Regions from separate parts of the Homo sapiens genome. Here region 1 is linked to region 2. Evidence: read pairs that join two places in POLR2A ChIA-PET (ENCODE). Cell type or tissue: OCI-LY7. All regions are shown on one strand. Each heading gives the region's core, and the rest is flanking DNA. Links, peaks and the distances in the headings are about the cores only.

Evidence for each region. ChIA-PET counts read pairs that join two places held together with the same protein. Peaks named below come from ENCODE experiments on the same cell type or tissue, not always from the same donor. Only the 100,000 strongest peaks of a DNase experiment are listed, where the experiment ranks them.
Region 1: POLR2A ChIA-PET joins it to region 2 with 6 read pairs; 2 of 35 experiments call an interaction of 5 or more read pairs at or near these places.

The regions. Positions count from the first base shown.
Region 1 is chr10:10,040,390-10,055,353 of GRCh38, forward strand. No RefSeq gene overlaps it. Among named protein-coding and RNA genes, the nearest start is that of LINC02670, 11 kb to the right of the region's middle. In OCI-LY7, for the core only: no CTCF peak of the experiment used is centred there; a DNase peak (open chromatin) is centred at 4,752; H3K4me3 peaks cover 1,813 bases; H3K27ac peaks cover 1,494 bases.
Region 2 is chr10:9,890,318-9,905,635 of GRCh38, forward strand. No RefSeq gene overlaps it. Among named protein-coding and RNA genes, the nearest start is that of LINC02663, 20 kb to the left of the region's middle. In OCI-LY7, for the core only: no CTCF peak of the experiment used is centred there; no DNase peak of the experiment used is centred there.

The sequences.
Region 1 (14,964 bases), core at 1-5,000, 140 kb after region 2:
TATAAAAATGCATGTGTGATTAAATTGTATGACCACGGTAGAAATCCTGAAACTCACACAGAGAGCAAACTATTTAAGATATAGATCACTTTGGAATTTCTATAAATAAGCAAGTAGAATTTCTACCTAAGGAGTAATTAATGTCATTTAGTTTGTAACTGAATAGGGTTATTTATTTAAAGAGGAAAGGTATATTTTAAAAACCTCATCAAAATAAATGGGATTTGCTTTACTGGAAATAGTCCAGAAGGGCCTTTTAACTTCATTAGGGAGGCTCAAATTGACTCAATTATTTTAAAGTGTGTGTGCATGTGTTCATGGGAGTACCACATTCAATTTTGTAAAGAAACTGAAAGATTGAAAAATGCTCTAAAATTAGTCAATCCTTCCCCACTTTCATTCAGAAATTTTTATTGAATGCCAGACAATATGTTGGTACATTCAAATATTTGGGATTGTCTCAACTTTCATGGATTGTTAAGTGGGAGTAGATTGTTTTTTTAATTAACTTTTTTATTTCTATAGGTCACTGGGGAACAGGTGGTGTTTGCTTACACGAGTAAGCTCTTTAGTGTTGATTTGTGAAATTTTGGTGCAGCCATCACCTGAGCAGTATACACTGCCCCCAATTTGTCATCTTTTATCCCACACCCCCTTTCCACTCTTTTCCCTTGAGTCCCCAAAGTCCACTGTGTCATTCTTACGCTTTTGCATCCTTATAGCTTAGCTCCCACTTATGAGTGAGCAAAACGTGGAACCAACCCAAATGGCCATCAATCAATGAGTGGATAAAGAAACTGTGGTGTGTGTGTGTGTGTGTGTGTGTGTATATATGTATATATGATGGAATACTACTCAGTCGTAAAAAGGAATGAATGAATGGTGTTCACAGCGACATGGATGAGATTGGAGACTATTATTCTAAGTGGAGTAGATTCTTAAAGTTAGAGGGGATGTATGGACTTACTGCTGCTGTGGCCGAACAGAGGCATTTCTGTCTTTCTACCTAAAGGTTTTAAGGTCTCAAAATCTGGTTAGTAACTTCTGAAGATGCAGCACCACAGAAGCAAACCCCAACAAAAAATAAATAAATAAAACTTGCCTGAGAGGCATGAGCTAAATGTTACTAGTCCTTATAAGAAAATGACCATTAATAAATCCATCTAGCACTGCCTTTATTTTGGATTGGGGCAAAAATTAGGAAATGTGAAATTGTGAGTTTCCTGAGAAAAGGACCTACTTCTAACTTAGATCAGACATAAGAGGACTGATTGGAAAGCCACAAGGCAAATATTAGATGCCAGCCCCTTGAAATGTATGTTGCTTCGTTTTGGAGAAAGTAGTTTAGAGATGGCTCAAAGAACTAAAAATAGAACTACCATTTAACCCAGCAATCCCATTACTGGGTATATGCCCAAAGAAAAATAAGTCATTCTACCAAAAAGAAACATGCACTCATATGTTCATCACAGCACTATTCACCATAGCAAAGACATGGAATCAACCTAGGTGTTCATCAACAGTGGACTGGATAAAGAAAATGTGGTACATATACACCATGGAATACTATGCAGCCACACAGGAAGAACAAAATCATGTCCTTTACAGCAATACGGATGCAGCTTGAGGCCTTTATCCTAACTGATATGGAAACAGAAAATCAAATACTGCATGTTCTCACTTATAAGCAGGAACTAAACATTGGGTACGTATGGACATAAAGATGGAAATAATAGACACTGGGGACTCCAAGAGTTTGGAGGAAGGGAAGGGGGCAAAGGTTGAAAAACTACCTATTGGGTACTGTGCCCACTACCTGGGACATGAGATCATTTGTAACCCAAACTCCAGCATCCTGCAATAACCCCTTGTAACAAATCTGCACAAATACTCCCTGAATCTAAAATAAAAAGTTGAAATTAAAAAAAGAAAACCCTATTTCCCTAATGCTCACTGCCTAATTTGGCCAACCTATCTAATTCCACTTCCTTCCTTCTAGGATGTTTAGCAGGAAATGCCTCTGACTTTGTCATGGGTAGCATTTCATGGGAGTGTTTGCCAGCTTCCTTCCACTCAGACAAAAATCTTTGCCCCAAATAGACATCGATTAAGTAAAGGAGACTGGAAGTATTCAATTTGCCTTCACAAGGAAGCAAAAAAGCATTCCCTAATATTAAGTCTCCTTAACTGCTGATCTCCAAAAACATACAGATTTCTTGCACCAACACACTCCTGCCATCAAAAAGCAGCCATTATCACAAATGAACAAAGAAATAAGCAAAACTATCAACCATTCTCAAGTTGTTTCTCTCTTCTGGTATTTTGCCTGTGTAGCATTTGGACTTATCTATAATACAGTCAATGCACTTTTAAGTATGTTGATATTATCAGAACCCAAATCACCCCCAGCTAGCTATGCTACGGGCATGAATTCTAACTGTTTTGCTGTAGGCTAAATTTGTAAGTAGGCTACAATTGAATGATTGGGCATAGGTGTATATATCAAATATAATGAATGCAAATTGGTAGTGTCAAATGTATTTAGCCAGAAATAGAATAAGGTAGACAGAATAGGGTTTTGTTTGTTTGTTTACTTTTTTTGATCTTTGTTTTATTATTAACTAGTTTCAGTAAGCTCCCTGACTTCATGGAGTGGTATCGGCAGCAGTAATGATGGTGCCAGGGGAAACTAGATTTCAAGATGTATAATCTTCCCTATATACTTAGTCATACTTATTCCTGTGGCCCAGGGAAATTATCTTTCTCTCTCCATATCTAAGTCTCTTCATGCCCATAATCATCAAAAGACACGAATAGACAAAGGTCACATTCTGAGAACCAGGAAAGCACAGGGAAAATAAAAATACCACTAGAGATGTTATTAGGAACAAAAGGTCTGTCTTAAACTTTATCAGCACTGCAGCACAGAAAAGTTTATGATTGTGAAATCATTGCTCCAGACATCAGTGAGGAGATAAGGAGAGTTCATACTTTAAGGGAATTGGTTATATGTGGTTGTGTTATTTTTATCCAGGTGGAAATTTTAATGCATATTAAAATAATAACAGTTTTTTTTTTTGAGACAGAGTCTGGCTCTGTTGGCCAGGTTGGAGTGCAGTGGCACAGTCTTGGCTCACCTCAACCTCCGTCTCCCGGGCTCAAGCAATTCTCCTGCCTCAGCCTCCCGAGTAGCTGGGATTACAGGCGTGTGCCACCATGCCCGGTTAATTTTTGTATTTTTGGCAGAGACGGGGATTCACCATGTTGGCCAGGCTGGTCTCGAACAGCTGACCTCAGGTGATCTGCCCACCTCGGCCTCCCAAAGTGCTGGGATTACAGGCGTGAGCCACCAAGTTTCCTTTTTCTTTTTTAAAAATTTTATTTCACAAATAATAATTGTACATATTTATGGGGTACATAATGTGTTTATACATAGAATGTACAGTGATCAGATCAGGGTAATTAGCACCATCATCTCTAACATTTATTTATATATTTTTTGTTTGGGAAACATTCAATATCCTCCTTCTAGTTATTCAAAACTATATGTTTTTGTTAGCCAGAGCCATCTGACAGTGTTATAGAACACTGTAACTTGTTCTTCCCAACTAATTATGTAAGCCAGACCTCCATTATAAAAGGGATGGTGGGTGTCCATGGTAAAATAATTGTGAGGAATTCTGGGTTAAAAGCACAGTTCACAAAAATAGGTTTCTGTGGACTTCTCAGAACTTTTCATATGCCCTCTCTCCAAGACCAGGTACAGCATAAAAGCATTACCAACATGGATTTGGACCATTGAAACTTTTTTTCCCAAAAAAACACCCATTAGTGTTTCAAGGTGCATTTTTAGTTCTACAGAACAAAGTTTAGAAAATATGAAAAAGGATTCATGGAAAATCACTCTTTGATTTCACTTCTATTTTCCATGAAATAATAAGTCAAAAGGTACAGGATCCCAGGTAGAAACTGGAAACAGTTCGTTTGTTGTGTTTCTTTTATTCTCTTCTCCATCATCTTGGTCTTCATTTGGGAGGAGGGGAGTAGATTCTTAAGTTATTTTTATTTTCTTTGGCTACATGGTTTTTCAAATTTATGTCTCATTAATTTAAAAATATCACTGTAGGGTTGCATTCTTGGAGAAGTTTAAAAGACAATACTTACCCGTTATTATTACAGGGACCCAAAGAGGTTACAGATGGAAATATCATGTGTATTACTTGTCAATGATCATCCTAAAATGAAATCCTAGCACAAAAGCAAACAACCAAATTTAACTCTTTTTTAGTAAACCTAGCAGATCATAATAGGAGGAAACTGGATCAGTATGATTTTTCTTTTCCTTTGCATTTCTTATATCCCATGGCCCTACACACACAGACACACACACGTGTACGCACGCATGCACGCGCACACACACACACACATTTCCTACATACTTTGTCTAGGCTTTGCCATATGCTGGATGAAGACTTTCATGTCCCATCTCATTTGACAGATACAGCTGAATGTTGTTATTCATGTGTTTGTTTGTTTTAAATTCTACCATATTGTTTCTTATCTCTTTTGTAAGTCAGAAAACATGAGACTAACTACATCAAAGAATATTGCCCTAAACCTCCATAAATATCTGTTCCGCTGAACACTGGAGCTACAACAAATTGATTTTACTTCCGCAGGTCTCTCTTTAAAATGTGACTGGTTGGGTGCCCCTGGGACTCTTTGCATGTTACAGAAGACTGCTCATGCTCAAGATACAGCAAAATGTTGCCTTTTAGTTAGACAGAAGACAGCTGTGCTGGGCTCAGTTGTGCTGTGCTGTGCTGTGCTGAGCTGGACCAGGCTGGGCTGAGCTGTTCCTGGGAGAGTGAAAGTGAGTGATGCTTCCTTGCATCCTGCACTTAGGTAGGCATCTGCATGTTTTCTGTTTGTCCATAATGGTTTTGCTTTATCAGGTAACTGGCATTGTGCACAATGCCATTGTGTACAGATTATAACAGGATCCACAGATATAAAGTATCTGCAAGCTCTTGATGTAAGTCATTAGAGGAACAAGGCCTGCAAGTGATGTGACGGTGTAGGTGCCCCCACCATGCCGGCATCCATCACAGGGACAGGCAGCAGCTGGCTTCTGCAGATCTTCTTCCCAGAGAGCTGGGCAAGGGCCCATCTCCAACTGTCAGAGGTCAGGTAGACATCTGTGCTCACAGTTCAGTGTGGCCCTAAAATATCATCTTCTTTGTTAATTTGAGTATTGCCAGTTGTTCTTGTTTTTGGTATGGTTTCTAATGCAAAAGTGTGATATAATTTTGGGGTCTATAAGTTACTTACATCTGACAGTATATGAAAACTGAAAGTGACCAAATCCAGAAATAGTTTGAACAAAGTCATCAAAGCTCCCAACTCCCTGTTCTGCAAACTGAAGAAATCATCAGTTTTATTAGTGTCTGAGTCACTTTCATCAGACAAAGAGCTGTTTCTAGTTTTGTTTTGTCTAGAGTCAAGACTGGTTTCCAAAGCAGTGAAAAAAGGGATCATTTGCTGTTTATTTTTTTTTAAAGTAAGCACACCCAGAATTCTCTTTAAAAATCTTTTTGGGCCGGGCGTGGTGACTCCTGCCTGTAATCCCAGCACTTTGGGAGGCTGAGACCGGCAGATCACCTGAGGTCAGGAGTGCAAGACCAGCCTGGCCAACATGGAGAAACCCCATCTCTACTACAAATACAAAATTAGCCGGGTGTGGTGGCGCATGCCTGTAATCTTAGCTACTCCGGAGGCTGAGGTAGGAGAATCACTTGAACCTGGGAGGCGGAGGTTGTGGTGAGCCGAGATTGTGCCGTTGCACTCCAGCTTCGGTAATAAGAGTGAAGAGCAAAACTCCATCTCAAAAATAAAAAAAAAAAACTTTATTATTTTTTTAAATTTTAGGTTCGGGGTATATATGAAGTGTTGTTACATAACTAAACATGCGTCACAGGGGTTTGTTGTACATATTATTTCATTGCCCAGGTATGAAGCCCATTACCCAAAAGTTATGTTTTCTGCTCCTCCCCTTCCTGCCTCCAAAGTAGACCCCAGTGTGTGTTGTTTCCTTCTTTGTGTTCATAAGTTCTTATCATTTGGCTCTCATTTATAATTGAGAACACATGGCTTTTTTTTTGTTTTCTGTTCCTGCGTTAGTTTGCTAAGGTTAATGGCTTCCAGCTCCACCCATATTCCTGCAAAAGACATGATCTTATTCTTTCTTATGGCTGCATAGTATTCCATCATGTATATGTACCACATGTTCTTTATAAAATCTGTCATTGATGGGCATTTAGGTTGATTCCACATCTTTGCTATTGTGAATAGTGCTTCAGTGAACATTCGTGTGCATGTGTCTTTATGACAGTGTGCATATGCAGAGCTCTTCTTAGTTTAACAAATATATGAGTGATAAATGTCAGAAAAGAAAACATTACACATCATCTATCTAATTCTAATCAGTGATGCCATGTTTATTTAAACATCCCATTGAAATTTAGTCCAATTCCAGGAGAAGTTGTGAGAAGCCAGGGACTATAAGATGAATGGATGGGGAAAAGTCTCAAAGCAAGAGGTGGTCAGAGAACAAGAGAGTGGCAGTTGGTCTTTTGGGATGAGGGTAGGGTAATGGGAGATGTACGTACCATAGTCTACCATGGTTCATACATAACTAGTTCATAACTATTTATGAACTTGTATTTCTTTAATATTTTATCTATTCCTTTTTTTCCAAGAATAATAATGTTTGAAATTTCTGGAAATTATTTTACATATAGATTGGATCTCTATGGTTTCTTTCCTGTGTTGCTTATATTTTCTCCTTCTCCTTTCCCTTGAGTTCTTGGTGAGTTTTTAAAGTCTATCATTTACCCCCATAGTCATGTCCTCCACCTTTCGTTGTTAGTGGTACCTCTTCCAATTTTTAATTTGGCAGCTGTGTCCCTGTCTCCTAAATCTCCAAGGCGTTTTTCTTCTAGAAGATGACCTGAAGGAGTTTAATGGATATGTTTTCTCGACTTTCTTTAGATCGTGTCTCAGAATTAATTTAGGTTTTCTGCTTCATCCCAAATGTTCCTTTCAGAGAGCTGCTCTCCTCCTGTTAGTAGGCTGGCCCCTCGTTTTTGACCTACTTATCCTTTTATAGGCGTAATGGTTTTTATTGTCTTCCCACCCACTGGTAAGCACAGCTGGACTCATTTTCTGTTCAATATACACACTTCCCACAAAAAAAAAAAAATCCTCCTCTCGAGTCTTTATTCATTTCTGGCCTTTCTTCTGAGTGTTGCCACCTGGTTCCCAGTAAAATCCCAATAATTTCCTCCATGTTGTCCTCACCCACACCAGGAATCAATCCAACAGGGAGGCGGCAAGTCTATCACATGGAGGGGAAGGAAGCGTGGCCAGGCCTTGCAGCAGCTCAGCCCTGCTCAGAAGAGCTGGTCTCCTCTGCCATAGCTCACCATCCACCATCCTTCCCATAAAGGACACATTTGAGGAGGGTGGAGATTTCATCAATGTCACCTCTTTATATTTCCCTTTGGCCCTTTCTGCCTCTTTTACTACTTCCCATCTTTATCTAAGAGGCATGTTAAATTTCTGACATGCTGTAGTCATCATCTTTCTTAATTCCCAGTTTTCCTCTGGGACTATCAGTTGCAGGGAGGATTGGGGGCTGAGGAAGTGTTGGCTAAGTGCTGCCCAGAAGCACCTACTCCCTTGGAATCAGAGAGAGCACCCCATGCCTATTTCCCTCTCCTTCTTTAATTGCTCGTTTGTGGACTGAATGTTTTTGTACCCCTAGAATGCATACGTTGAAGGCCTAACCCCCAAGGTGATGGTGTTTGGAGATAGGGCCTTTGGAAGGTAATAAGATTCAGATGAGGTTATGAGGGTGAGGCCTCCATGATAAGAATAAGAAGAGACATGCGAGAGAGCTCCCTCTTTGCTATGTGAAAACATAACAGGAAGGCTGCTGTCTGTAAGTCAGGAGGAGAGCCCTCTTGTAACTCAGTTATGTGGGTACCCAGAATTTTGAACTTCCAGTCTCCAGAGCTATATGAAATTAAATTTCTGTTGCTTTTACCACTCAATTAATTAATTAATTAATTTTTTGAGACCGAGTTTCCCTCTTGTTGCCCAGGCTGGAGTGCAATATCACAATCTCGGCTTACCGCAACCTCCACCTCCCGGCTTCAAGAGATTCCCCTGCCTCAGCCTCCCGAGTAGCAGGAATTATAGGCACCCACCATCATGCTTGGCTAATTTTTGTATTTTTAGTAGAGATGGGATTCCACCATGTTGGCCTGGCTGATCTCAAACTCCTGACCTCATGATCTGCCTGCCTTAGCCTCCCAAAGTGTTGGAATTACAGGTGTGAGCCGCTGCCTGTTGTTATGGCTGTGTGAGCATTCTAAGACACACATCTTCTCCGTCTCTTTTTTAGCCTCTTAACACTATTTGCTAAGCCTCAAGTGTGCCTTTGACTCCATTCTAGGCAATGAACAAAGCAGGAAACAAAACAAAAATCCTTGCCCTCATGGAGAGCAAATTATAGGAGGGTGCTATGTGACATTAGATGGTTGCAGGCACTATAGAGAAAATAAAGTAGGGAGATGGAAATTCAGGGGAGGGGTTGTCATTTTAGTGCAGGCAAAAAAGAAAAGTTTTACTGACAGTGACTTTTGTACAGTGAAATGAAACAAGCGAAGGAATAAGGAGGAAGTCATGTGGATACCTGGGAACACGCTTTCTAGGAATGAGGAATAACAAATTCAAAGGCCCTGAAATAGAAACATGCTTGGTGTGTTCATGGAACAGCAGGGAGGCCATGGATGTGGAGTAGGGTGAGAGTAAGTAGTAAGAAACAATGGATTCAGAGAGGAAATTACCGCTAACCTAATTTCACCAAAGTATAGTAAATGGTGGTGTCTCTCTGCTCAAACCTTCAATATATTGCAATTGGTTGAAGAATAAATTTCAGATTCATTAACATGACATTTAAAGTCTTGCTCAAACTGGACTTTGCAATATGTTTAGTGTCACTTCTTCACCCTGGTTAATTTGTTGTTCACTCTGGTTACATTCACCATCTTCCCAGACAAACCTTAACTCTTTGTAACTTTCTCATAGCTCTCTTTACCTACTAAAGCTGGCTTCATCCTAAAGGTTCAGCTCAAATGCAACCCTCTGCTAGATGCTTTTCTTCAATGGCCCTGGGTAAATTTAATCCCTACCACCTCTACTCTTCCATAGATTTTATCTAAATTGTAACATGTATTTAATTATTACCTAACCTTTAAACAAATAGTTACATGGCTGTTTCTCCTGCTCAATCTTAAGATTCCTGTAGCCAGTGCCCATTATGCCTCTAATATGTTCATTTTTTTGACAAATAAAAAAGAACTGGCCGAGTGCAGTGGCTCACACCTGTAATCCCAGCACTGTGGGAGGCTCAGCCAGGAGACTTGCTTGAGGCTAGGGATTTGAGATCAGCCTGGCAACAAAGTGAGACTGCCTCTACAAAAAATGAAAAAAACAAAACAAAACAAAAAAAAAAAAACTACCTGGGCATGGTGGCACACTCCTGTAGTCCCAGCTACTTGGGAAGCTAAGGTGGGAGGATTGCTTGAGCCCAGGTGTCCAAGGCTTCAGTGAACTACGATTACCCCAATGCACTCCAGCCTGGGTGACAGAGTGAGACCCTGTCTCTAAAACAAACAAACAAAAAACACACACACAAAGCAAAACAAAAGCTAACTCAGAATCAATTACTCTTGTAATTTCCCAAAAAGAAAATAGACAACATTTGTTGCAGATTACTTAAATATTTATTTCCATAAGCAAAGTGTCTATAACCAGATGATATCTCAAGTTTCTTTTTATTATGCCAATGCTGCATTCCCACAGACAGTTTCAGATATGTGAAATACAACAGACTTGTTGGCTTTGGTGTTCAAGGTGATTCACACTGAATTGCATACTGGGAGTCCCTAAGGTTCTGCTGTCAACAAGAAGAAGTGTATTCATAGCCCCTTGTCTCTTAGAAGCTCAAATTTAAAAATCCATAACATACCAAACTATTTGAAATCCTCATGCTTTTTTTTTTTTTTTCATTTTTATTAGAGAGGTAGCTTTAGGAATCAGCATCTGAATCACTGTGACTGTGGATAACCTCAAAGGAATATTGTTCACAGTTGCCAGGTAACTAAGGATGCCAGTAGTTTAGATGGGCTGAAAATAATTGACACCTCCTATGGAAGTAAAGATACTTGAGGAAACACCTATCAACGTTCTGGAAGCAGCAACATTTCCGAAGAATTTCTGTTGCTCCCTCTTTTTTTTTTTTTGAAAATTCAAGGGCTTGCTCTGTCACCCAGGCTGTAGTGCAATGGTGCAATCACCGCTCACTGCAGTTTCAAACTCGTGGGCTCAAGCAATCCTCCCCTCAACCTCCCATGTAGTTGGGACCACAGGTGTGACCATCATGCCTGGTTCCCCCATTCTAACTACTCTGTACCAGGCATTGGCCTTGACAGCAAGATACTTGCAGACTATCTCACGCCTCTTAAAATGGGAAAAGTTCCATTTTTAAGGGATTTGGCAGTGAGAATAGCAAAAACGAAAACAACAAAACCAAAGGAAAAGTCTTGGTTTCTAGTTTTTCCCTTCAAAATCCACATCTTCCCAAAAACCAAGACATGAAAATCCTCCTAAGGAGTCTGGAAGAAGCCATGTGGCAAGTTGTCCATATCTACAAAATAGTTTCCAGGTAAGTCACAAGGCATGAGACTTTTTCCCACACAGTATGAATTTGTATTTTATGGTGATCCATTCTTCGCTATAGCATAAGCACAGCTTAAACCTTATTTATAAATACAACCAAAGAACGAGCTCTGTCTTGGAAAAGTGGGAATAGTTTTACAGTGATATTTGTCAAGAAGAGTCCAATACAAAAGGAAAATGAAGCTACAAAACAGAGCATTCTTGCATCACCCAATTTCCTTACAACACGTATGCACACACAATCTCACACACACACAGAATGCTGAGAGATGTCACAAAAATACTTTGAAATTCAACACTAGTAGAAAGAAATGTGTTGTCTCACATTTATTCGAAAGGTATTAGCTTTCTTTCTCAGCAAAATTGAACAAACAAGCTATTGACAAAATATTTTTTAAGAAGACAAAGCTTATTTCAAAAAACTCAAAAATTTCTAAAGTTTTGGTCTCTACTAAATATCTAAGATTAATGCCATTCATATAAAAATGAAAAAATTACCATTAAATATTGATAATTATGGTAAACTTGAGTTTGATTATTAATTTAGGGCTGAACGTGGGGAAGTCATATTTTTTTGAAAGTTTCGCATAATGTTTTTGGGTAGCCAATATAAATTAGGTTGAGCTTTGCAGAGGTAAAGCTCATCAAAAGCTACTGGAAGTAGCCAGCTATAAGGTAGGATGGAGGATACATCATGAGAGAACTTTTGAACTGAAAATCTGGCAACCTGAGATATAGCGTTGTCATACTCTTTCACCTCTCTGGGACTCATTTTTCTCTAAAAGGAGGTATTTGAACCAGGTATTTTCCACAATCTTCTCAGCTCTAGAAATGTTCTCTTCACATAATGAAGAGGGTAGTGTGGAAAACAATTATAACATGAGTAATGATCATTTAAGACAGGAGTTGTTAGAAACGCTTGTTCCAGCTGGATAGGGTGGCTCATGCCTGTAATCCCAGCATTTTGGGAGGCCAAGGTGGGAGGATTGCTTAAACTCAGGAGTTTGAGACCAAGCTTGACAACATAGTGAGACCCCATCTCTACATTTTTTTTTTAATTAGCCAGGCATGGTGGCATGCACCTATAGTACCAGCTACTCAGGAGGCTGAGGCAAGAGGATTGCTTGAGTCTAGGTGGTTGAGGCTACAGTGAGTAATGATTACACCACTGTACTCCAGCCGGGGCGACAGAGTGAGACCCTGTCTCAAACAAACAAAAAAAGAAAGAAAGAAATGCTTGATCCCTGGCCCCATCCTAGAGATACAGACTCGGAGACTCTGGGTAAGGTCCAGCAATCTGAGTTTAACAAGCTCTCCTGGGGAGGGTCCAGTGCACAGCAAATTGAGAACTTCTGATGGGAGGAACCTCCTTCAATCTTCAGCACTCACACTGCTCATACCACAATGGTGTGAAGTAAATGAGATTTGTGTTTTCTCTAGGGCAAGAAAGGAACAGCAGGCATAGGTGAGAGGGAGATGAGCCACTCAGGAGCCCCTGGGACACGAGAGCTCTGGACAACAGGGCTGGGCTGAGTAAAGGTTAGAGATCATTTAGCAAGAGGCTTATGATTGCTTCATGGCTTACAGTGTTCCTTGGTATTGAAAAAATAAATTGTTTTAATGCAGCACTGAAAGACTAGCTTTCAAAGTGCAGTCTGAGTACCTCTTGTAATCTTCTGGACTGGTCCCTGGGCAGACGTCCTAACACTCTTATATCTAGGCATTAAGAGTTTGTTCATATAGTTTTATGAGTAGCAGATCAGTCCCCCTGGTTTCCCACCTGAACCTAACCTGGGAAAAGGAGGACTTGGCTGCAAGGAGATGGTTAAGTATTCCTGCTACTACATACGTCAGATCACTTTATTATTTTAAAGTGTTGTTTCTTATGATATTAGAAGGCTATTTTTCAGTGACTGTTGATCTGATTGAGGAGTATTGGTTCCCCTTAGTGGGCTTCCCACTCTGTGATCAAGGCCAGAGGTAATGTACGTGTACTATGCCTGTTGTGAGTCAGCATGGCCCATGCCAAACCACGGTAACACTCCAACAGCACTGCTGTGGCTACAGTGGCCCTCGCATCTGCTGACGTCCTGTTCCCCTGTTGGGGCTTTTAGCAGGTCTTACAGGATCTTCTCGTGCCCATCCTTTTCCCATGGATCCACAGCGTCTTATTAGCCCGTCCACGTGTTCCACCAAACGCCTCTGAACTTCAAACCCCAGCTCACTTAATGGATCATGCTTCTTTCCTTGGTGTCTGATTATTTTGTCAGTGGCAAAGATTGAGTTCTGCAAATGGAATGAAGCCTCCTACAGGAGTGTTTTTTAAACCTATGCCATTTAAATTTACTTTGGGAAGAGCTGTCTGCACCTACAATATGTTCTTTCATATTTCTTGTCATATTCAGTTACTCTGGGCAAAACATGTTAATGTTTAGTTGTCCTGGGATTAGGAAAATAAAACGTAATATGGTCATCTCTTGGCTCAATGAGCCAAACTTGATGAGTATACCTGTGTATATATGTGTATGTGTTTCCTTTTGTCTTTGGATAAACAGCTAATGTTAAGGCAATTCAAGATAAAGATGTATTTTTGAGGAAGCTAAAGAGAGGAAAACTGTAATATCTTTTGTGAGCTACATTTACCCCAAGGCATTTATCATAAAATGCATTTCGTTTCTGATTACATCACTCTGGCAGCTGGTATGAGGAAGAAACCACGTTGGGAAATTGTCAAAAACGATCACAAGTTTATTTGGCTTCTATCAATTTTCTCTTTTTTCTTCTTCTGACCAGAAAACTCTTGTTTCAATTCCATTTGAATGTCAACAATAAAAAAAAAATAGCAAAGCCTTCATGAGCAAATGTTCAAACTTCAGGGGGAAAATAATCAAAGGACCAGTTATTCCTATGTACTTGCCTAAAGATGCATAATACTGTTTGATGTGCACATACAATTTAATATAACCTTTTACAAAGCTAAAATGATCAGAGCAAGAAAATTCACCACTTGAAATATTTGGGAAGAAAGTTTTATATTATCATTTCACTTGAAACTTTTCATAACCACGATATTCCTGGAAAATGTAGAAATAACACTGCTCCCATTTTGGTAGAAATAGATGTTTGGAAATGTCTTCCCAGTGTCTTTCATGTTGTAATAGGAAAGAAAAGGAGACAATCAGAGCTGTTTTTCTGTTTGCTAAAACAGCCTCCTAAATGTAATTTAAAGAAAATAAATATGACAAGTCTAGGTCATAAATCATTTCTAATGATCACTTTTATTTTCACAATGAGGGAACGGAGACACAGGTGGGCAACAAGTCATAGATGACCTTGTAAGCCAGTTGCACCAAACGATATGGAATCCCAAAGGCGTCTTCTTCCTGTGCTTCAGCTACTGGCTTGTATGAGCTTTTTATTTTCGTTATGTCTCAGCTACACATTTCTAGAGCATATAATAGCATGCAACCCAGCAGGGTTTGAATGTGATTAGACCCAAGTGAAGCACCATTAAAAACCAGAGACGTATTCGAATGACATGACATTTTGAATGAGTGCCAAACCCAGTGTGTTTGGCTTTGTGTGTGTACTTGCTTCCTTGATTGTTAAACCGATTTCTTTTCAGAAGAAAATGTGCTTTTCTGAAACAGCTAATAGGATGCTTCATAGGTCACATGCTATTTTCAGGACCAGAGAAGAGCAGTGTGTGTTATGGATGAAGTGAAAAACATCATTTCTGAGTCTCCCAGCCTCTGTAAGCTCAGGTCAAGTCATTATCTTTGATTTTACTTTTCAGTTGTTATTAAATTTTCTCTCGTTTTTTTCTGTGTTGACTGCCTTGCAGGTTTCTCCACCAATCAACCTTGATTGGGTCACCCACAATCTCTCTTTGAACTTTAAATGTGAAATAGGCTAATCAACCCAAGCCTTCTATTGCCTGTTGGGCTAGGACCTGGTTCTGTGATTTCAACTCACATCAATCATTTTAATGCAATAGATGTTTATGTGATACACAGAACCCCATGCCAGCCATGTTCAGAGTATGTCTTGGTCAAAAGCCCATATATTATATGTCCTCATAATGTAAATGTAAAAGAATGTGTAAGCATGTTTTTGCACACATTTGCTTTCTAGTTTAACATAATTAGTCGAGCTGAA
Region 2 (15,318 bases), core at 10,319-15,318:
GTGAACCTGCTCCATAGTATACCTTCATACTTTATATTTCATAGATGACATTTGAGGAAGCTTAATTTATAGTTTTCAATTTTTTAGGAATAACAGATTATCTGTTTTTAGTGTTTAAATAATTTGTATATACATATACATATATATTTATTTATTTAATCCCTAGGTGTACAGTTCTTTATCCCTGTTATTCAACATTTCACCAGTATGCATGGATAGATGTATCTTTTATTTTTTCATCTTTTTTTGCCAAATTCACAAAAGGTTGTCTTTACATATTAATCTTTTTCAACCTAAAAAAGTTTTCTTTAATTATTTAATTGATAATTGATTTTCTCAATTGATTTTTAATATTTTTCATTCCAAGAGTTTCATAGAAACTGTGCAATTCCTGGACTGAGTGTTTCCTCTCTCCTTTTTCTCTCACAGTGTTATATCCCTGTAGTATTTGTTTACCATCTTCAGTACTCTATCCTCAAGTTTGTTTTCCTATGTCACAGATTTGTTTGTCCACCGTATCAATGAATTTTTTTAATGCCACCAAGGTAATTTTTAGGTTTTCTATTGTATGTCAAAATACCTTATCACCACATTTTATCTTAGATATGAGAAGGAAAGATATTAATTCAGGAAGCTGCCCCTGAAAGACAGCACCTAGGCCAAGCCTTGGGCTCACCTAACAAACACCCTCCACTGCCAGTGGGTTCTCACCATGTGTCCAGAGGACTCAAGAGGCAAGACGGTCCAAACTCCTTTCCATCTCACGTAGGAAATGGTGCATTTTTTCCCTTCTCTCTTTCTTTCTTTAAGTGCCTCGGGCTACATCTATACTTGATGGAAAGAACTGCACATTACTCAAAGATTGTAAACTTAGAACTGGAAAACCACCTCATCTCCTTTTTAGAGGAAATGGGTGAATCTTAGGAAGATAAAAGTATTTGTTTCTATGGAATATGAAGGAAGAAATATATGTGTTAAAAGGGAGCCAGGATCATTGGGCTATGGGAGATGTTTGCATATGAGTCAACAGGAATCCATTTGCTGGGCTTTGCTAATAGGTGGTTTTCATTTAGAAAGCCCACCCAACCCCAACCTCAGTCAATATGATTGTGGTGAACCTAAGGAAAGTAAGTCACTCAAGCTTGGTGAATTAGATTCCCCTAGCCCCTAGGCCACAGTGATTGGTTCACAGCTGCATACATTATCATTTCAGAGATTAAAAGTCATCATGAGAATTTTGCTGAACTCTCTGAAACAGTGGCAAATTGCATCTCTGTATGGATGGGAAGCTAACAAGTGAAACTAAGGACTACTGCTGCCGTCTTGCTAGATCATGGAGACTGAATTTGAAATTACCATGGAAGAAAGAGTTCTGAATGCCTCATTTAAGCCATGAATTCAATTGTATTTGAACCTACCCTAACCCAAGTGTACTCAGCACATGAAACAATCAATCTTCTATTTCTTCAGCCAGTCCTGATTATATTGGCTCTCTTTTACATGAAGAATCTTAAAAAAAGTGCTCAGCTTAGGCTTTGACAAGAAAAATATAAACATAGAAATGAATAAAAGTATAAATATTTTTCAGATTGAGAGTGATAAGGAAAAGTGCCCCTCCATCTTTTGTAGAAGTCCCTTATTTGCGGTTACTCTAGCATATATTATCCTTGAATGTTCCACATCCCCCCACACTGCTTAAGCATTTTATGCGTTTTATGTGGGGCTACAAATAGCAATAGGCTCTGGCAAGAACAGAAGTCAAAGGAACATTAGTGTGTGAATAGCAAATAACAGAGGCATAACCAGTGGAGAAGGCTTGTGGACAAGCATGTATATATTGACTGTTACAGCCAAGAGGCCTTCTGGGAAATATACCTTGGTTGTGAGGGAGATCTGGCTAAAATATTCTTCACCCCATTGACACTAATCTAGATTATTTGTACACTAATACACACGATCACCTTTTTTGGTCTTTTCTCTATTCTCTGCTCCTTTTTAGAAAAAGGCTTACATTAATCAAAGTTCTGTCAAACCCCTAAAATCAGATTGGTTATTATTTTAGGTTTTACTTCAGTAAAAGTTAATATAAATATAGAGCTTATATAATTTTCTTTTTTAATTTAAATAATAAAAATAATACATTGGTGAACCAAAGGGGAAAAAATGTATTTATATTAGCTGGGACTGCCATAACAAAATACCATAGAATGAGTGGTTTAAACAGAAATTTATTTCTTATAGTTCTGGAGGCTGGGAAGCACAAGATCAAAGTGCCAATCATTTGGGCTCCTGAGGAGGGCTCTCTTCCTGGCTTGCAGATGGTGGCCTTCTTGCTCTGTCCTCACATGGTCTTTCCTTGGTATGTGTGAGTGGAAACAAAGAATAAAAAGCTCTCTGGTGTCTCTTCTTTTAAGGGCACTAATCCCATCATGAGTGCCCCATCCTCAGGACTTCAACTAATCCTAATCGCCTCAATTTTCCCATCTTCAAATACCACCGTATTAGGGGTTAGGACTTCAACATATACATTTGAAGGAAACACAGACATTCAATCCATAACAGCATTAAAATCATGTTTGATGAAAGACCCCAGACTTCTTTTAATGCTGAAGCAGAGGCAGAGATTCACAGATATGTTTGCTTAACCCACTCAGATAATGATCTTCCAGATCATCGTGAGATAATTCTCCAAATTACTGTAGGTATTTGAGTGATTCTAATGTTTAACTGTGAAACAATTGTTTTTTGAAACTGTGCCCAAGCTACTGGGTTCCCAGTCCCATTTTTTCAAATACTGTTTTTAGCTGTTTGCAGCCCTTCAATCCATAGACTTTCAGAGAATATATCTTGCCAGTAGTGTATTTGTCTAAGTATACTCAGCTACACAGGGCAGAAGTGTCAATCATGGAAGAGGAAACTGCTGAGATAATTTTTCCCAAAACTTTTCAAATATTTATTCCATGATTGGTTCACATATTATGCACCTATAACTTCAAAAATCCCCGAATATGTTTCATTTAGACATTCTTTGCGTTTGGATTTTTGAAGAACTGTTTGAAGTCCAGGATAAGAGAGAGTTTGAGAATTTTATCAGCTTTTAAAATATGCTCTTTCTCTCTCAAAAAAAATTTGCAAATGTTTTATGATGTACATGTACTATTTTACCCCTTGAACAACCAACCTGAACCATGCTGTCTCCCAAAGCTAATAAAGAGAATGTTGGAATCCTGAGGGCCAGTGATGAGAGAGGGGAAGAAGGCACAGTTCTCATTATACTATCCTCTGACTTACATTCCTTTCTCTTTAAAATAACTTAGCATCTGCTAGTGTGCAGACATAAACTAATTTTCAATAGAGTACACTGAGGAAAAACACATAATATTTTTCTCTCATAGCAGGATCAGATTGGCCTAAAGATAACAAATTTGCTTTTATGTAAATATTTTACAAAACCTTTTAACTTACACTCAATGGGCATTGAAAAAGTCCCTGACGCTTTTTTTTTTTTCATCTTTTGGCATTTAAAAAGTTTGAAATTGCATGAAATATATTTTTCTTTCTGTTTGTAAAAGCACATGTTCAGAAAGCATATTTCCTAATCAACATATGGACTACATCTTTTCTGATTAAGGGTAATAGAAATTTCCAAGTTCAAGTCATGCATGTTGAATCAAGAATGCTCGAGAAAAACCCTGAGAAATTCAGATTTTAAAAGGGCTTCTGCCTAATGTACCCATTCATTGCAAAATCGAACTTCATAGAAATTATTTTAATTGTATAAATTTGGCTAGACTTCCATGTAAACAGTTAAAGAGAAAAAGGTAAATTGGACATTTTCAAAGAAAAAAACTGCAAGATTTGATATTAATTAAATTTATATAAAATATATTTGCATAAGATAAAAAGTAAATATATTTTATATAAAAACTAATTGATGTAAAATATGAAAAGTATCAATCCATTGCATTTCTACAAGGGTACCTTTAAAAATATTATCGAAATTACTTCTCACATCAATACTCAATTTATAAGACTATTTTAAATTAGGATGAGAATAAACTTCACTCTAACATGCAGAGATAAATATTATATGGAATTATATTATATTTAAAGACCATCCCCCAAATATCCTGTTTGGGCAAAATGTTTTTGTGTGGTTTTAGAAATTTTCAACATAATGTAATTTCAAAATAATAAATTTTTAATCAAAAGGTTGATGGTCATCAACATACCATCAGATGAAATTTAATGTAAATGTCATGAGTAGCCTGAAATCTATCCATGTTCAAGGACAACATATCAAAAGATTCTTGAAATAATTTGATAAATGTGAACTTCTATTTGAGTGAAGATAGTCATTCTTATTCCAGGTCAGCCTTAGTCCTTGGTTACATACTTAGAAGAGATTATTCATAGAAGTTGAATCCAAATAACATCAACAAATGCCAGTTAAAAACTGAAAAATTCATATACTCCAAGAAGTCCTACCCACTAAACCCCAAATAAGACTTTTTCCTGTAATGGAATAGACTAGATCTATTGGTTATTTACCTATTGGGTTTTAGTTTAGTTTTCACTTTGACTTTTTAATAATGACTTTAAATAACAATGCCATTAATAAATTTCATGGTCTGCCACCCCCCACATAAGTACTTGGGTTCTTGCCTATCGATAAGAGTATTTATCAAGACAGTGAAAAAAATACTGTATTTTCTCTAACATACATATCTGTGTGAGAAGGTTAGTTGTTCCAACTTTCAGAATGTCATTCCTTCCAAGGACTCTGGGTTGAATAAGTGCATGTTTATGTGTGCATTTGTGAACATATGTGCACATGCCTATGTATGTCTACAAAAAACACACACACATAAACATATGTAAATGTATACATGGGTATCAATGTATACATACATATATGTATCTATATGTAGGTGTAATACACACTGTCAATTCTGGTCCTCTGGGAAACCTTTGCCTTGGTGGAATTGGCAATGCAAGAAATTCTTCGGGGTAAATAAACATCTATAAATAATAAAGGGAAGAAAAAGCAGGATTGGGCAAGAGAACCTTCACTCTGCAATGCTAGTGTGACATCAGAACAAAGAGAGGGAAGGACAGAGTGGAGAGGGTAAAATAATCTCAGACTATGTTGCAGTTCTGAGGATTTGTCAGCCAGGCTGATGGTGAGACCCAGAGTAAAGATGGCAAGAGTTCTGCATGGCTGAATCTACTATTCCTTCCATGCCCAGTCCCTGTGGGGATTGAGGCTTTGGCCCTAACCCTGTGGTGGTTTCTACAGGTGCAGCTGCTGGATGCTATCGCTAAGTACCCCCTTGCAGCTGGTCCTCTCCTGAAAGGACATTTGAGTCCTGCAAGCTCAAGGCTGCCATGCACATGCATATGTAAATGGACATATTTTAGGTTAGTCATTGCTCCGTCTTTCTGAAGTGAAGATTGATTATTTATGACTCTCCCAATTTTTTAATTTCTTCCCTGGGATTCTGAAATGATTACATGGATTTTCAAAGAGTGCTATACATTTTGAAGGGAGACACTAGGTATAGCTATAAATACCTCACATTCTTCAGCAATGTGTATAGAATAGAGATTGTTTTATTTAGTATATTGACCTATTTCCAAGTTGGCTGATAGTTACAACATTTCTTTTTCCAAATAGGGGGATTATTTTTGGAATCCTGTTTTATATGGCTGAATGTTGCTTGTATTCCACTGACCACCAGAAACACAAAGGTGCACTCTTGGGGGCCTGTGGTCAGAAAGGCTTAGATCACAGTTACAGATTTCAAAAATCCAAGTGACTTATTTGCAATTCAAATCTTCTCTCTAATTCTCTAGCTCCAAAGAGAGAGAAAGAGGGTATGGTGCAGAACCAGCATATAAATTTGTCTAGTGTGAGATCTAAGATATGCACAGCCCCTGTGGGATAGCTTTACATGAAGAGGCAGAAGGGAGCAGTATAAAAATTGTCTTTGTTATGGACTAAATCTTAGTGCTCCCCTCCACCAATGAATTCATATGCTGAAGCCCCAGTTCCCAATATTCTGGTATTTGAAGGTGGGACGTTTGCTAGGTAATTAGGTCTAAATGATTTCATGAGGGTGGGGCCCCCATGATGAGATTAGGGTCCTGATAGGAAGAGAAAGACACTGGATGGCCTGGCGGGGTGGCTCACACCTGTAATCCCAGCACTTTGGGAGGCTGAGCCTGGTGGATCATTTGAGGTCAAGAGCTCAAAACCAGCCTGGCCAACATGGTGAAACCCCGTCTCTACTAAAAATACAAAAATTAGCCGGGCATGGTGGTGGCTGCCTGTAATCCCAGCTACTCAGGAGGCTGAGGCAGGAAATTGCTTGAGGCCAGGAGGCGGAGGTCGCAGTGAGCAGAGATAGTGCCACTGCACTCCAGCCTGGGTGACAGAGCGAGACTCCGTCTCAAAAAAAAAAAAAAAAAAAGACACTGGAGCTGGCCTGCTGTCCACAAGATGAGGACACACTGAAAACGGCAGCTTTCTGCAAGCTACGAAGAGAACCCTCTCCAGAAACCAAATCAGTGGGCACCTTGATCATGGATTTCCAGCTTCCAGAACTGTGAAAAATCAGTATTTTTTATTAAGCCACCCAATCTATGTTATTTTCTTAAGGTAGCCCCAGCTGACTAATACCTTCCCCGCACCCCTGGCCCCATATGATAAAACAAGGGAGGGAATGAGAAATCAATCATTTCTGTTTGTGAGTGACTCACATCATCTCCTGCAGAAATGGAGATACATAAGTTTCCTAAGTCTGATACCCTGCCAGGAGTGGGAAAAAGCCCAGAGCAGAAAAATGTCATAGAACCCCAAGGCTTTGTAGACCAGTAACACCACCCGAATCTATAGCAATAGAAGATGGATAGACAATTTACCATCTAATTTACAAGGGAACAAAATTTACTTCTTACAGTTCTGGAGCCTGAGAAGTCCAAGGTCTAGAGGCATCTGTGCTAAGAGCCTTCTTGCTGGTAGGGACTCCCTGGACATCCCAAGGAAGCACAGGGTATCACACAGCAAGGGGGCTGAACATGCTGGTGTACTGGCTCAGGTCTCTCTTCTTTATATGAAGACAACAGTCCCACTCCCGTGATAACCCATTAATCCCCTGATTGACAAATAGATTAATCCATTCATGAGACAAAGCCCTCCTGACCCAATCACCTCTTAAAGGCTCTCCATACTGCCATATTGGGGATTCAATTTCCCCACGAGTTTTGGAGGGGACAAATATTCAAACCACAGCATGTAGCAAGCAGGCGCAGCATTGTTGAAATTCACTCAAGGCGGGGAACTTGGGGACTGCATTGGTCAACAGTGCTGAAAGCCCTGGCAATATGCATTGAGACTTCTCACCCAGTCTACTGAAAAAAAGGGGAGCCTGGCTATAATCCAAAGTTCCAGCAAGTGTAACTGGAGTGGGGAAAGTTTGCTGAGTTCATGGTTTTCTTGCCTACTTTGTGTTATTCACACATTTGCCATCATGCTTCCCCTGGCTGGTATCACACTTGTTTAAAACTCGAACTTCCCTGAACATGCACCATTGAGATTCCTTTTCCTGCCAAATTAACTGCAGAATTTCTCCTTAAATGTTATCAAAACCCCTGAAGTGAAAGATTAAATAATCATTCGGTAGATATTGTTAAAGACAAAGGGGGTCTTTAGGCATAAAGAAATTTTTTTACAGACTCTTTATGGGTTTAAATATTTTTTATATGTTTAAAGCTAAATATATTCTTAAAAAAATTAAAAGATGATGATACTTGGAGCTATGAGACCATCTTGTTTGTTTGTTTGTTTGTTTGTTTGTTTGTTTGTTTTTGAGACAAAGTCTCACTCTGTCTCCAGGCTGGAGTGCAGTGGCATGAGCTTGGTTCACTGCAACCTCTGCCTCCTGGATTCAAGTGATTCTCCTGCCTCAGACTCTTGAGTAGCTGGGATTACAGGTGTGCGCCACCACACCCAGCTAATTTTTGTATTTTTAGTAGAGACAGGGTTTCACCATGTTGGCCAGGATGGTCTTGATCTCATGACCTGGTGATCCACCCGCCTCGGCCTCCCAAAGTGCTGGGATTACAGGTGTGAGCCACCGTGACTGACCAAGACCATCTTTTTTATTTTGAATTGCAAAACTACAAAAACACAAATAAGTGATGACAGTTCATTACATGTTCAAAAGATAGAGCTCACAATTGTTAAAATTTCTTCTTTCTTCTGAAAATCAATATATTGACTGATGTTATTTCATACTGAAGAGAAAAGGATATTTATAAAACATCGTACAACAGTGTTTCAGGAACTTCAGAAAAAATAAAATAAAAATGAAAATTCCCAGCCTTGTTGTATGGTACTAAGAAATCTGAATCATTCCGATAAGCATCTGAATATCAAGTGCTTATTCCCACTGAACTTGTTGCAATTCACCACTCTCTTCTGCATGTGCGATGCAATGTGATTGTGCCTAGGGTGGATTTCTTTGAGCACTGAATAATTTCTTTGCACTCTAGTCTTCAGTGCTGATTAGTTCTTTCTACTTCGACTTGTTCATACAAAGGATGCCTTGACATAAAGAAAGCCTAGAAACACATAACAAAAAAAAAAAAAAGAAAAAAAGAAAAAAAAAAAAGAATTATGCAGTTAAAATAAAATTCCAGAGATTTTCATTATCACACCCTGTCTATACATAAACCCATATATAGTCCCAGGGAAGGGCTGATATATTTAACTATGTGAGTAAGATCTTTTTAATTAAAGTGAATGTAGCCTTTTGGTCTACAAAATAAACAATCTTACAATAGGAAAAATGCAATCTGTCGAGACATATTTGAGTTATTTTGCAGTAATTGGCTTGGCAACAGCTTCAGTCACAGATTTCTGTTTCACAGATTGCCCCCAAATGAATAAAGGTTTGCTTTGAAATGTAATTAATATTACGTTCAACTGTAAGACATTCTCAGGTTGTCAAAGGAATTTGAAGGAGGTAGCTACAAAAAGTGAACAAAATAAAAGTGAAACTGAAAAGTAAATTAAGTCAAATTAACATACACAAAGTAAACTGGACCAATACCAAATGCCCACGGCATGAACCACATTTTACCTTCAGTTCAATCTCCTCTCAATGTTGAAATTATGCAGGTGGCTAAGTAATTCACAAGGTATATGTTTATTGACAATGATTGCCTCATTTTATCATTTAATCATGAATGAGTGTGGGGAATGAAAATGCTATTCTATCCTCCCCTGACATGAAACAGATCTGCAACAGGGCTGCACTCTGGAAGTTCGGATCTCTGAATTCAATACTCATTAACCAGTATCACTTTCTTCACATTAATAATCAGTCACCTGCTTATAGTAGGTCATTAAATAAATAAATATTGAGTTATATGGGTGAAGTGCATCAATATTACATTAGTTTTTTTTACTTTTTATGTAGTTTTTATGTTTTTATTACAATGTATTTCCATCTTTTCTGCAAGTCCAACTGTTCTTTTTTTTTTTGGAGATGGAGTCTTGCTCTGTCACCCAGGCTGGAGCTCAGTGGCACGATCTCAGCTCACTGCAGCCTCCACCTCCTGGGTTCAAGCAATTTTCCTGCCTCAGCCTCCCGAGTAGCTGGGATTACAGGTGCACACCACCACAACCAGCTAAGTTTTGTATTTTTTAGTAGAGGTGGGGTTTCACCATGTTGACCAGGCTGGGATCGAACTCCTGACCTCAGGTGATCTGCCCACCTTGGCATCCCCAAGTGCTGGGATTACAGGCGTGAGCCACCACCCCGGGCCTGCAAGTCCAACTATTCTATTTCGGTAGGAGATATGGGCCCATAGGAAATACTGAGAACAAACAGAGAACATACTCACAGTTGGTTCCCCTCAATGGTGTCAAAACTACTCACTATATTTAAAACATCCAGGTCCATGATATCCCAGCAATCAAATATAAGTAGTATTAATTGCATACACTAGAGGAATCTTAAATGTATTTTCTCTCTCTTTTATTAGGAAATCAGTAAAGACATTTGTATTTATTAGTCCTTAAAGAGTTGACTATGGTAGTTAATATAAATTTAGAAAAAAAGTTATAATTTACAAATGAGAAAGTAGGGTTTATTAAAGAATAAACAATGATTTTTTTTTTTTTGCATCTGTCTTACCTGGCATTAGAGATGCAGTTTCTTGTAAGCCTTACAATATCTCTTAAAAATATAAAATTGCTTCACAAATCAACAGAAGGTTGGTGATTTTGCAGATGGGCATTTGTGTTGAATAATTATTTTACTCTATGTTCAAATATTCAGATTTTTTCTTATTCATGATTAACCTTGTCTTTTGGTGATGTTTATTGTTATTATTATGTGAACTTCAATTAGCTTCAACCTGTGATACTTGGAAAATTTGATAATCAACACAAAGAAGTTTGGGAAAGAAATTTTGAGGGGAAAGAAAAGGGAAAAGATTGGAAATGTGGCTTACTGTATATTCTAAATCTGGCTGAAAGACCAGCTTTTGAACAAGCTGTTATTTTCCACATGGGAGTAGCATTGCTACAGTAAAATGCCAGATTTCATCCATCATAATGTCATGGCTCATATTAAAATGTCTTCAGGGACCTAAGGGAGGGATGGGCAAAAGACATCAAATCAATTTTCAGGCAATTGCTATGGTTTTCAGAAACTAAGCCCTATGTGATAGTGTTATGACTACACAAAGGGAGGTTATAAATAAGGTCCATACATCAAGGGAGGAAGTAATTTAGAAAAAGAAAGCTGATTTGACTTTTGTGTGAGTCTGAACATATGGTTAGGGCACAGCTGGGTTATCATTCTATACATTCTTACAAGAGAAAAGAACCAAATCAACACTTTGGAGAAATGAACCTATCACCACAGTCTTGAACCTGAAACCCTCAAAACCATCTATCGTTCTTCATCAGTTGAGAAGGACTCAAGGTTATTTTGCATTTGTTTAAGGTAGTATTTAATCACAAGAAAATCCAGTCAAGTGTCATTATTTGATGACCTTGGTAGCTTCGAACTAATCTTTATATGAAGGTGTCTTTTCCATAGAACAGGAATTGGCTCAATTAAGAGAGATCTGTGATGTAGTCAGACTTTCATACGTGAAATTCCTTCTTCTTGATTGAGCAGTTCATTGTTAAATCTATAAGCTCTAAAGTGCTACAGCCTATATTTGCCACAGCTGCCTCTACTCTATAAAGAGCCAGTCTGTCTTCCAAGAAGTTAATCATCATGAAATGAGTCTTGGGTGTAAAAATTAGGAAGGGTAAGTGGGGAAGAACCTTGTGAAATTTCTGTGCATTTATTTGACTGGAGAAAAGAAGTTAATGATGTGACATGATCTTACCAGCAGAATAAAAATTAAAATCTAAATATTTGTTATATTTCCATATTCTATTGAGAGACTTTAATTATGGCAATATATAAGATAACTGTATATTCCTTATAAACTATAGAGTCACAACAAATCAGCATAGAGCATAAAATTACTTCCACCACTGTAATTAATATATTTACATTTCTTGCCATTTAATTTGAAGAAATATGTCTCTATAGCGGTACTAATCTTCACATGTTCTGTTCCTCAAATCATTATGTGTTGGAAGAAACTGTGTTTCAGTTTCCTGACCATCAAAGTACATTAGTGAACATTCCTACCCTAACTGAAGGGAAATCATATTTTAGAGGGTATATAACACCACATTAAACTATGGAAAACAAGGAATAAAAACATGATATGCTTTTAAAAACTATAACATGTGCAGAGATGGTTAATAAGGAGCTTAATTTTGGGGAGCAGCCAAACTACACAGATTAAGAAAATGAACTGTGTCAAAATTTTGCAATAAGCAGCTCAGTTGCAAATAGCTGTAATACTCAGCTACGCTAGGAAACAAAAGATATTTCTTTAGACTTTTTAGTTAGGCTGTATTCACATCCAAATCAGGAACTAGGAATCACAGACTCTGAGATGTCAAAATTAATCAAGGAAGTCCAAATAGTTTTGAGTCAATATAGATGTCTAGATTAATTGAGTATAAACAAGTTTCTATTATTTATCACAAAAATGAATGTTTGATGCACCATTAACACTAAAGTAGTTTTTGCTTTGTTTAATTATGGAGTCATTTGTGATTCTTTTTTTTATTTTAGTAGATTGATGCAATATAATTTTAGTCTTGTGCTCAACAGAATAGATTTATTTGAAATGCATTTTTGTGTATATATTTAGTAGCAAATGCAGTACACTGAGTTAAGTACACTTGAGCCCAGTTATTAATTTATGAAGAAGAGGGTTGGGAAAGAACAGAGCTATTTTACAGAAACTCTTGATAAAATCCTCTGGAAGAAAATCAACCAAGGATCCAACTATTTGGTTTACCATTTTATTAATATATCTATTCTAGGTTTTCTATGGGCAGCAGGAAACCTGTGAACTGCTGGAGTTACCACCATTTTACGCATTAACTTTCGGTGCAAGATACTATAACAAGTGCTGAGGCAACCAATAAGAATAATGAGTATTATTATTATTAATTATTACTGCTAAAGTTTATTGAGTATCCCAAGCACTGTGCAGCCCACATTCAGTGAATATTTGTAACAACACTTTGAGTTAGTAACTATGATTATCTCCATTTCACAGAAGGGGAAAGTACGATTTTGAGAGCTTAAAGGACATGGCTCAATTTTACGAAAGTAGTAAGTGTGAGAGTGAATCCAGGATTCTTTGACTCTGAAATGGCTGGCAGTCCCAGCTCCTAAAGAGCCATAGCTAATGAGATCAGGGTTATAAAAGGAATATATAACTCAAATTGGAACATCTTGGAAGTCATAGAGAAAAAAATTGAACAATTGAAGGCTAATCATGACCTTGTGAGGAAGTTCCCATTACACTGTTACTGACATATCTTTGAGAAAACCCCACAGATCTTTCTAAGTTTCTATTTGATATGTGGAAATGTTTCTTCCATCCCTTCGTCATTGAAAAGAATGTTGACTCTTCGGCTAAAATCTCATTGAATGCCTTTCTTATTTATTTATGTATTTGTTTTGAGGTGGAGTTTTTCTCTTGTTGCCCAAGCTGGAGTGCAGTGGCGAGATCTCAGCTCACTGCAACCTCCACCTCCTCCTAGGTTCAAGTGATTCTCCTGCCTCCACCTCCCAAGTAGCTGGGATTAGAGGTGCCTGCCACCATGCCTGGCTAATTTTTTCTAATTTTTAGTAGAGAGGGAGTTACATCATGTTGTCCAGACTGGTCTCGAACTCCAGACCTCAGGTGATTCACCCACCTTGGCCTCCCAAAGTGCTGAGATTACAGGCGTGAGCCACCACCCCAGGCCTGCAAGTCCAACTATTCTATTTCAGTAGGAGATATGTGCCCATAGGAAATACTGAGAACAAATAGAGAACATAATCACAGTTTGTTCTCCTCAATGGTGTCAAATTACCCACTATAATTAAAACATCCAGGTCCATGATATCCCAGCAATCAAATACAAGTAGTATTAATAGCATACACTAGAGGAATCTTAGATGTATTTTCTCTCCCTTTTGATTCAGAAATCAGTATTAAGTGTCTTGGGGAGAAAGGTGTTTTATCTCTAAGAAAGGAGCAGTTTTACTCACTCTACTGAAGGTCTCTTACAAACTTTGATATGTTTTACAATTTAAACTTTTTAAGCTACCGAGAAGCATGAAAAAAAATATATATATGTATATATCTCACTTCCGTTTTTGCTAGGAAACTCAAAGAGTCTATTTTATTTTATATAGATGACCCTTTCCAGGAGTAGGATTATCCTAATGAGTGGTAAGTTACACATGGCTTAAAACTGGGGGATGATAGTCTCTCTTAGCTTCTTGGTTGATGTCTTCAAGGCTGACATTGGCAGGTTAAATTTACAGTTATTTTACAGTTAAAGTTACAGAAATGCAATTACATTTGGAAATCTCATTAGGGTTTGCATTTCATAATCACCACCTTCCTCTCCCCTTCAGAATCACACAAAGTCATTTTATTCTCCTTGGCTTGATGGCTCCACTGTCTTTGGTTCTCTCTGGCAGTACCTGCACCTTGGCCCCGCCCTTGGCAGCAGTCAGCTCTTACCCTTTGTTCTTTTAGGCAAGGTTATTTCAGTTCATCTTTGACTGCTGTGTGCCACTCTCTGCAGGCTCCTTCCCATCTAATTTTCCATTTGTTTCCTCTTCAAAGGCTTCTTCATTTTCACTGTTCCAGACTAGATTTGTCTGTTTGGAAAGATTTATTCTCCCCATCCCATTATTCTTATTATAATTTAGCATGCAAGACAGAGTGCAGCACTGGTACTTTTATAGTAGAACTCTTAAAGGCATGCACATGGATAAAAAAATGAGCAAACACACTTTAAAAATATGCAGGATTTCAGTCGTTTTAATTCTGAGCAGACAACTTTGATCCCGGCAACCCTTGGGATCAGAGAATTTTTTTATAGTGAGAATGGTTTCTTAATCCATTTACTTTCTACTCCTTCTAATGTTCCATCCCATATAATTCCTCTATTTTCATTGACCAAACCCTTTACTGCCACCTCATTCTTTTCAGTATCTGTAGTTGAAAGTATACAAATTTAGCTTGGATGAATGTTGAAGAATATGTTCAAAAAAAAACTTTAGAGATAGTTTTTCAAGAGTACATTATATGCCATGCACAAAATTGTAAGTTCCTACTAGAATATAAGCTCTGAGAGGGCAAAGATTTTTGTCTGATTTATTCACCTCTCTACTCTCAATTCATGGAATCTTGCCTCCCACATAGTAGTTGTGCAATAGAAAGTTCTATATTTATTTTTTGTTTTATTTTATTTTTTTGAGACAGTCTCTCTCTGTTGTCCAGGATGGAGTGCAGTGGTACAATCTCAGCTCACTACAACCTCTGCCTCCCAGGTTCAAGCAATTCTTGTGTCTCAGCCACCTGAGTAGCTGGGATTACAGGCATGTGCCATCACACCTGGCTAATTTTTGTATTTTTAGTAGAGATGGGATTTCACCATGTGGCCAGGCTGGTCTTGAACTCATGGCCTCAATTGATCCACCCACCTCCACATCCCAAAGTGCTGGGATTACAGGCATGAGCCACTGTGCCCGGCCAGAAATTTGTAAATGAATGAATCATTTTTCTTAATCACCTGCCTAACTGAAACCAAAGTATTGCACACATGAGTTTCAGTTTATTATGTCTCTCAAAATACCCCTAAGTAACTACTGCTTT